2 separate regions of the Mus musculus genome follow, and region 2 is linked to region 1. The links are chromatin contacts, found by Hi-C or POLR2A ChIA-PET in ENCODE. All regions are on one chromosome and are shown on one strand. Each heading gives the region's core, a stretch centred on a gene start or an enhancer-like site at or near the end of the contact. The rest is flanking DNA. Distances are from core to core; before and after follow the strand shown.

Evidence for each region. Hi-C counts contacts between places; a loop is a spot of excess contacts on that map. ChIA-PET counts read pairs that join two places held with the same protein, here RNA polymerase II (POLR2A).
Region 2: a loop to region 1 is called in a map of gastrocnemius, with 9 times the contacts of the local background. The contact joins two enhancer-like sites. A Hi-C loop is called at or near these places in 1 of 37 maps with a recorded cell type or tissue (gastrocnemius). POLR2A ChIA-PET finds 5 or more read pairs at or near these places in 1 of 5 experiments (Patski).

The regions. Positions count from the first base shown.
Region 1 is chr12:102,624,151-102,627,978 of GRCm38, forward strand. The region is part of intron 2 of Itpk1 (inositol 1,3,4-triphosphate 5/6 kinase); the gene reads right to left. Among named protein-coding and RNA genes, the nearest start is that of Mir1936, 59 kb to the right of the region's middle. Within about 2 kb of position 1,742, at least 1 of the 3 ENCODE cell types and tissues checked has a DNase peak (open chromatin) inside an H3K27ac peak, as active enhancers do; it is gastrocnemius, where a contact is called at or near this core.
Region 2 is chr12:102,583,407-102,587,234 of GRCm38, forward strand. It overlaps Itpk1 (inositol 1,3,4-triphosphate 5/6 kinase), which reads right to left. Exons shown (of 10, transcript NM_172584.3): 7 at 881-1,046. Among named protein-coding and RNA genes, the nearest start is that of Chga, 30 kb to the left of the region's middle. Within about 2 kb of position 2,156, at least 1 of the 3 ENCODE cell types and tissues checked has a DNase peak (open chromatin) inside an H3K27ac peak, as active enhancers do; it is gastrocnemius, where a contact is called at or near this core.

The DNA.
Region 1 (3,828 bases), core at 492-2,991:
AGTGGCGCCAGCCCAGTACCTGGCTGACCCCCCACAGAGCCTCAACTAGGTTGGAGAAAGCAACCCCTGACTTACTCCTCACTGTCACGGGCAGCTAGCCTAAGAGGATTCAGGGCTGCCTAGGTCTGTGTCACTTGTGACAAAAGATAGCTACAAACTGTCATTCTGAAGAGACAGTAAGCGAATGACATACATACCTGTCTCCTTTTATTCCCAATCACTATGGGAAAGGAAATCACAAATTAAGCAAGTGAGGGCAGATGCTTTAAAAAAACCTGCCTAGGACGTGGGTGGGAGTTTGGCTTGGATACAAAGTGAGACCTAAGGCAATTGATTTAAACTTCCAACCCACCCTCCATCCTCTGCCCCATGTCCACTCTGTCCCCTGGGTGTCACAATCCCAAAAGTCACAACCATATAGCTGCTGCCCTCCGGCAGAATGGCAGATAGGGGCCATAGCGAAGGTGATATCGAAGGTAGGTCATGACGCTTGATCCCTGTACCTGGTCCTCATGACTCTTTCAGTCCTGGTATTTCTGCACAGCCCATCTCCCAGGACGGCCAGCCATCTATCTCTATGGCTCCATTTACATTCTTGGTTCCCCTGTCCCAGCAGGCCTATGAGTGGTGACAATTCCCCACACTTGTTCATACTGCATACTCTGTCTTGTCAGCCCCTCAGGCCCTGCTCACACCTATTGCACATACATCCTTACTTTAACTCTTCTGATAAGCCTTTGGGAATACGACAGCTCCTTCCTGCTGTCCTTAACCCCACTTTTTATGGTCTGCCAGGAGAGATGTTAAAATGTCACCCCTATTTAAAAGAAAAAAAAAGGACCTCCCAATAAGAAAACATCAAGGGCTATGCTTCCTTCCCATGGTGATGGGCTTGTGTACCAAACAAACCAAATACAGGCAGGACACCAGACTGAGGAGCGGAAGGGATGCGACCCAAGGATCTTTTGTTGTTGTTTAAAATTGTGTCTGGCCGGTCTCGACGTTAAGGAGATTCACCCTGACTCTGCTTCTGGGGTGTCTTCTGAGACCTCACAGCAAGGCTGGGAGATGGGAATGATACTCCTGCCTCCTACGACCAGAACACCAAGAACCGAGGAAGAAAAAAAAGGGCCAGCCATGCTATGTAGCAGGCAGTAGCCTGAGGCCCAGAGGAATGCCACTGTCTGCCCTGCCAAGCCACCAGCTTGTCATAACCCTGGCTTCAGTTTTCCTTGAGGAAACTCAAAGGGCCTCTCTGGCTCTGTGTGGTGATGCCACACTAGATTTTCTTCCAACCCAGACAGGATTTGAAGGCAAGTGAAGAAGGTTACTGTGAGAGGCTGCACCCAAGGACCTACAGCCATGCCTGCTGGTTCTGCCGTGGCAGGTACCACAGACAAAAGGACAGTATTTTCAGACTACGGCAGCTATGAAAAGATGACTGGGTCCCAAGACTGACAGTGGGCACATTCCTTAAGTTCAGACAGAACTACCATGCTGGTCTCCATCTCCAGTCCTCGCTGGGCCAGGTACTGGGGAGGGGCATAGTGTCAGGGCCTAGTTTGAGTACCAGGTAGGGCATGCTTGTGTTCATTATTGTCGTTTTAGGATCCAGAGGTACATCTTGGGCTACTGGAGTTTGCAAGGACAAAAAATCAGGCAGAAAAAGGCCAGGGGTCCCCTGAGGATTGGTGGAGGAGGTGGACATTAGCCTGAGGCCCGTAGACCTGACAACCAGGGGCTGTTTGGAAAATAAGCTCCCTGCGTTCCTGGCTGCTCTACAGAAGGTAAACAGTTGAGTCTGGAAGCCAGCCACCTTCCTCTGTGTACTTTCCAGGCACCCTTATGCCAATAAAGCCCTTTCACAAGAAAAGCAACTCGGGACACACATCAGGCCTGGTGTGGCTCTATTCCACAGTATGGCCACCTCTTGCCACAACATCGAGTCTTCGCTTCTTTCTCCCCCCACCTACTTTTAAAAAAAGATTTATTTATTTTTACATATATGAGTACATTGTAGTTGTACAGATGGTTGTGAGCCATCATGTGGTTGCTGGGAATTGAACTTAGGACCTTAGGAAGAACAGTCAGTGCTCTTAACTGTTGAGCCATCTCACCAGCTCCCCTTCCCACTTTTTTTGAGACAGGCTTTTTCTACACAGCCCTGGCTGTCGTGGACCACTTTATGTAGAACAGGATGGCCTTGAACTCACAAAAGATCTGCCTGTCTGTGCCTCTAGACTCACTATACCCGGCTATTTTTTCTTCTCTGTAGATCAAGCTGCCCTTGAACTTGCAGCCACCCTCCTGATTCTCCCTTCTGGGTGTTGGGGTCACAGGTGTGAGCCACTATTGCACTTTTGAGTTGTATAAACGAGCCTTTCTGCTTTTCTTCAAGTGACCAGAGTAGCCACCATCATTCTCCAGGGACGATGACTCGAAAGCACCCCAGAGAAGCCCTAGTCTCTCCTCACTACCTTGGACTTCATCTGAGGCTTCAAGATGGGCGTGAAGGGCTCCTGGAACCAGAACACCACAGAAGGAACACTGCAATGGTGGGGCCCTTAGGAGACAGTGCATCACAGATGCGGGGATTGTATGGAAGGGATGGCACAGTCAAAGCTCTGTCTCCTAGATAGGGTGAGGACAGGACTCAGGGTAAAGACTCCATGTGAGCTCACCCTTCCTTTTCTCTGACCACTCAGCTCCCAGAACATCCCCAGAGACTGCTTGCTCTCCCCCTTGGGAGGGGCGTGGACTGTCCTTCTCAGGGAGTGTTAAGAGCATGTCACTGAAAGGCCTGACCATTGAGGTCAGGAATCCATACTTGCTCTACTTCCAGGTCTGGCTGTCCGGCAAGGCCAGCACTGGACACGGTTCTCCATGCAGCACACAGAGAGAACAAAGAGCCACTGTTCCCCTCGCAGACAAAGGCACTGAGGCTCCTGAGCGGGGCAGGCAAGGCTGAGAGGATATGGAACAAAGTTGGCAAATCCCAGTGGCCCACGAGTCACCCCGATTTCCAAAACAACAGTAATTAGCATAATCATGCCCTACCTGGTAACCAAGCTATGCCCAGACACTATGTCCTCACCCCAATGCCAGCACCTGGAACCAGGCAGAGATGTAAGCAAGGCCAGGAAACCCATTTAACTCCATTATTTCTGGGTAGCCAAGGTCATCTAACTGTACTGTGCCTCAGTTTCCCCATTCATAAGATGAGGCTACTGTTAACTCTTCCACATACCCCTCAGGGCAAGTTTCCTAACTCTTTTTTTTTAAGGTTTTATTTAAGTATATGAGTATACTGTCATGTCTTCCAGTACACCAGAAGAGGGCATCAGATCCCATTACAGATAGATGGTTGTGAGCCACCATGTGGTTGCTGGGAATTGAACTCAGGACCTCTGGAAGAGCAGCCAGTGCTCTTAACTGCTGAGCCATCTCTCCAGCTCCCAAGTTTCCTAACTCTTGACATTTCTCAACTCACCTTGTAACAAACCGGAAGAATGCATAGGTCCCTCATCTCACCTGTACCCACAAGACTACCCCCACCCCCAGACTTCCTGTTGCTTCTTCAGGGCAACTCTCCCCTATCACCATGCTGCAGATTGCTGTCAGTTGGGCCCCTTAGGGTTCTTCACTGCAACGTATGTCCCCAGCACAGAGTCACGGAGATTCAAGGTTGCTAAGATAAACCTATGGCTTCCGAGATGGTAGGGTGTACCTGACTTCAGAGTTCAAAAGCTACAACTGAGGCTGCAGCGGGAATTAGCCAAGTGGGAGGACTGGCTTTTGTGGCTACCACCTTCTTAAGGCTTCAACTGC
Region 2 (3,828 bases), core at 906-3,405, 40 kb before region 1:
TTGCCTAAGAGGGGCCTTCCGGATTGCTAGAACATTCTTTTGAGCAGCTCTGGTGTCAGCACACCTTTCACTGGCCCCACACAGCTGATGTCCAGGATGGATGGAGGAGCGAGCATGAGAGGGAGGGGCAGACTCCTGAGAGCCTTCTCCAAGACCCTCTGGGACAAGGAGTCCTGTCAACACCTCTACCACAGGACATCTCAGAGACACTAGGGCCCTGCCCATCTGTTCAGGGGAAGTTCCCTGAGGCATGGGTGGCAGGGGTGAGTGATTACGCCCCCTGGGACTTGCCTGAGGAGCTCCATGGGGCTCTTTGTGACTAGGTAGCTACAGCCTGCTACGAAAGCCCTGGCACACCTTGACAACTGCGGAGGCTTCTGGTAATTCAGACTGGGGTCCCCTTTTAGCAAACCGGACACACTAGGCAAGGGTGGCATGCAATGTGGTGGGTCAGCCGTCATCTCCCTCCTTCATGTCCCACACTGGGCTGGCCACACCCACTCTGGCACACTCCTCCTGGGCACCATCACTGGGTGGGCCAAGGGACCTTCCTGGGAATAAGAAGCTTCTAGAAATTTCCTGGAGTCGGCGGCAGCTCTGAGGGATGGAGCCCCAAGGTGCCTACGGCACAGGGTCTCTCGATGGCCCTTCAGGACCCTTTTGTCATCTATCTATCTATCTATCTATCTATCTATCTATCTATCTATCTATCTATCTATCTATCTATCTATCTATCTCATACAACTCTTTCAACCCAGGTCATCTCTCACTAACCCAGAAATAACAAGGAAGACCAGGAGACAGACACCAGGTATCCATTTCGGCTCTGCCCCAGGGTTTGGCACAGAGTGACACAATCAGGAGCAGTGGATCGGATTACCTGATGTGCCCGCAGAGAAGTTCTTGAGTGAGGGTCTCTGGACCACTGTGTAGGACTCGCCCACCACAAACACCTTGTACAGGACAGCATTGTGGTTGATGAAGTTCTGGACCACACAGGGAGGCTGGATGGCATTCAGGCCCTCTTGGTTGAACACAATAGCCATCTGGGGAGACAAAGACCAAAGGCTGCATCAGAGTCCATCAGCTGCCAATCTCCAACACGGTGGCCAGTCACCTTCCTGGGCGACCCCACCATGACCTCTCCCTGGCCCTGTGGCGAAGAGCTGGTGCCCAAGACGGATGGAGGTGAGCATCCTCCAAGGGGGCCCCTCTAATACCCTCAGGGACAGTGAGTCCCTCTTTGAGCACTCCCAAAGAGTTTCGAGTCATAGCGAGTGGGACAGGGTGCAGGAACATCCGTGAACTTGGTAGCTATGCTGTTCGAGTTGGGAAACCTTGAATTTCCTGGGTCTGTCACATAAAGCAGAGCAGGCTGTGAACTCCAGAGCTCCCCAGATCATGAATCACTGCAATCCTGGGGACCCCTAGGTTGGGTGCTACTCATTGCTTATAACACCTGGAGCCTCTTCCACAAAGGCCCAAAAGGGAGGAGACTCCTGCCAGCCAGGAGGAGGAGGCCTTTGGTCAGAGTCGCCTCTTGTTATAACTTTACTACAAGAACTAGGTGCCCAGGGGCCATCCTTACAGTGCCTGAGATGGACACACTGCCACACCTTAACAAATAAGGAAACTAAGGCCCCATATGCTTCAGTGAGCGATCTGCAGGAGAGTGAGGCTGGGTTGGAATTGGGTCTCCCTGGCACCTTGACATGCCCTATCACAGTCACATGATACTCAGCCAACTGGAATGCAACTTTGTCCGAGCCTCAAGCTCCTCTAGGGACCAACATGCTGAAGGAGGATCTGATGGGGGCTGAGTGTGGTGGGGAGGACAACTGGGTCCTCTTCTACTCCATCACAAGCTGGGTATGGAGTCTGGCATGACCGGCCCTGAGGATGATGGGACCAGGGGGTTGCCCCAGCTTACCTGAAGTAGTGGCTTGAGCAACATCACTCACTACATGGCCAGGAGAGAGCCCAGGCACATTCCGGGGTCACTAAGCAAGGCTAATGATCCTGGAAAGATGGCCACCTGACCAACTGTCACCCTCAGGTCAGCCACCACAGAACCACAGTGTGCCTGAAGCCCAGTTGGGCAGGACAGAAGCCAGAATCCAAGCCATGTGGAAACACCAGTGTGTGCCAGGCCGGGAGTGAGGTGTGAACAGATGTCCTCTCAACCTTCTTACAAGAATGAGGCAACAGTGTGGGAAGCAGCCAAGAACACAGATGCTGTAGACCCGACAGACTGAAAGCCCCTGGTGATAGGACACACTATCCAGCACAGGCCAGCTAAGCCCCACTCTTTTTGCTACAAGCAGTATCTACTAGCAAGTGCAGGTGTATGGGGCTTTGATAAATTGTGTTATGTAGCTTCTGTAAGTGGGGAGGTGGGGAGGTGGGGAGGTGGGGAGGGAGGGAGGGAGGGAGGGAAGAAGGACTGACTGCCCTGTAGAGCTCATGTGTGTGCACTGGGTTCTAGGTCTATGGAAGCAAACAGTCTAGTGAGGGCTGATGATGGAGCTGGGGAAGGCAGAGGCATGGATCACCAGGCTGGGATACACACGAGGACCCCGTGAGAAGTTCCCTCTTTGTAGCTTCATTTCAACCCTCTCTGAACTCAATGCCACTGGATATCCCTGAAAGGTAGGAGGCACTGGTCCCCCCACCCTGCCCACTCTACATAAGATATTCTCTGGTGACAAACTTCCTGTCTCCCCTGGCCTCTGTCCTCCAGACCTCAGAATGCAATGGGTCTTCATGTGCCCAAGGATGGCTGTGGACTGGGAGAGTGCCTGGCGCTGAGATAGCAACAGAGGACGGACATGCGTGCATGCGTGCATGCCTGCATTCGTGTATGTGTGCTTCTGCACATACCTGAATGCTAGATGGCCTCCCTGGGGGGTGATGACCTCGCCTAGGGGTTGACTGTCAGTGACTCAGCAGTGCCCCAATCTGATGGAATCCTAAATTCCATTCTTGGAGCAGCTGTGAGCCAGGCTCTGTGGCAAGCTACACAGCAACTCCCTCGCCCCATAACTGTCAAATTCCCAGCGATTAAAAAGTGGGCAGATGATCAGGGAGGCATAGCAACTGAAGGTGCATGTCAGGCAATGTGTAACACTGCCAGTAGTGCCGGCTGTGTGCTATCCCGAGGCTGGGTTCCCCTCTGTCACAGAGGAGCTATTCGGTGGTGATGGGAAGGGTGCTGCGGCTGCTCTGGAGTCTGCCTGCTTCCTGCCTGGCTTACTCGGGAAAGCACCTTGGGGTGCTGCTGCAGCTGGGAACCCAAGCAGCCAGGATACCCCCACATGGCTCTTGACATTAGCAGACAGCTGTCCTTGCAGCTGATGATGGCTTCCCATGGCAGGGCCAACCCCTGGCACAGACTGTCCCCTGGTGTTCTGATACTGTTTATAGACATTTCCCCGTAAACATCTGCCAGGAGATGAAAATGACCTAGATCTGGAAAAAGTCATGGCGTCTGAGCTTCCATTTTTAGTCTTCTCTCAGGGAGCACTTCTGCCAATAGGGTTATCCGGAAGGCTTTCCCCATGGGGCTACTTAGGTCACCCTGGAGAATGTGGGGCCTTGCTAAGAACACTACAGGGACCTAAGGGTGGTCTGCATAGCCACTGCCCCTCTTGCCTCTAAGTCCTTACATGCTTACTGTCCCCACACCCCCAAAGTGTCTCTCCAGACACTCTGTACTGACATCTGGGCAAGATTCCTTTACACGCAGAGACAGAGGCACCCAGCCATGCAGAAGGAAGGGTCTCAGCACACTGGAGATGTGGGCTCTCTCCTCAAATCTCCTCTGAACCA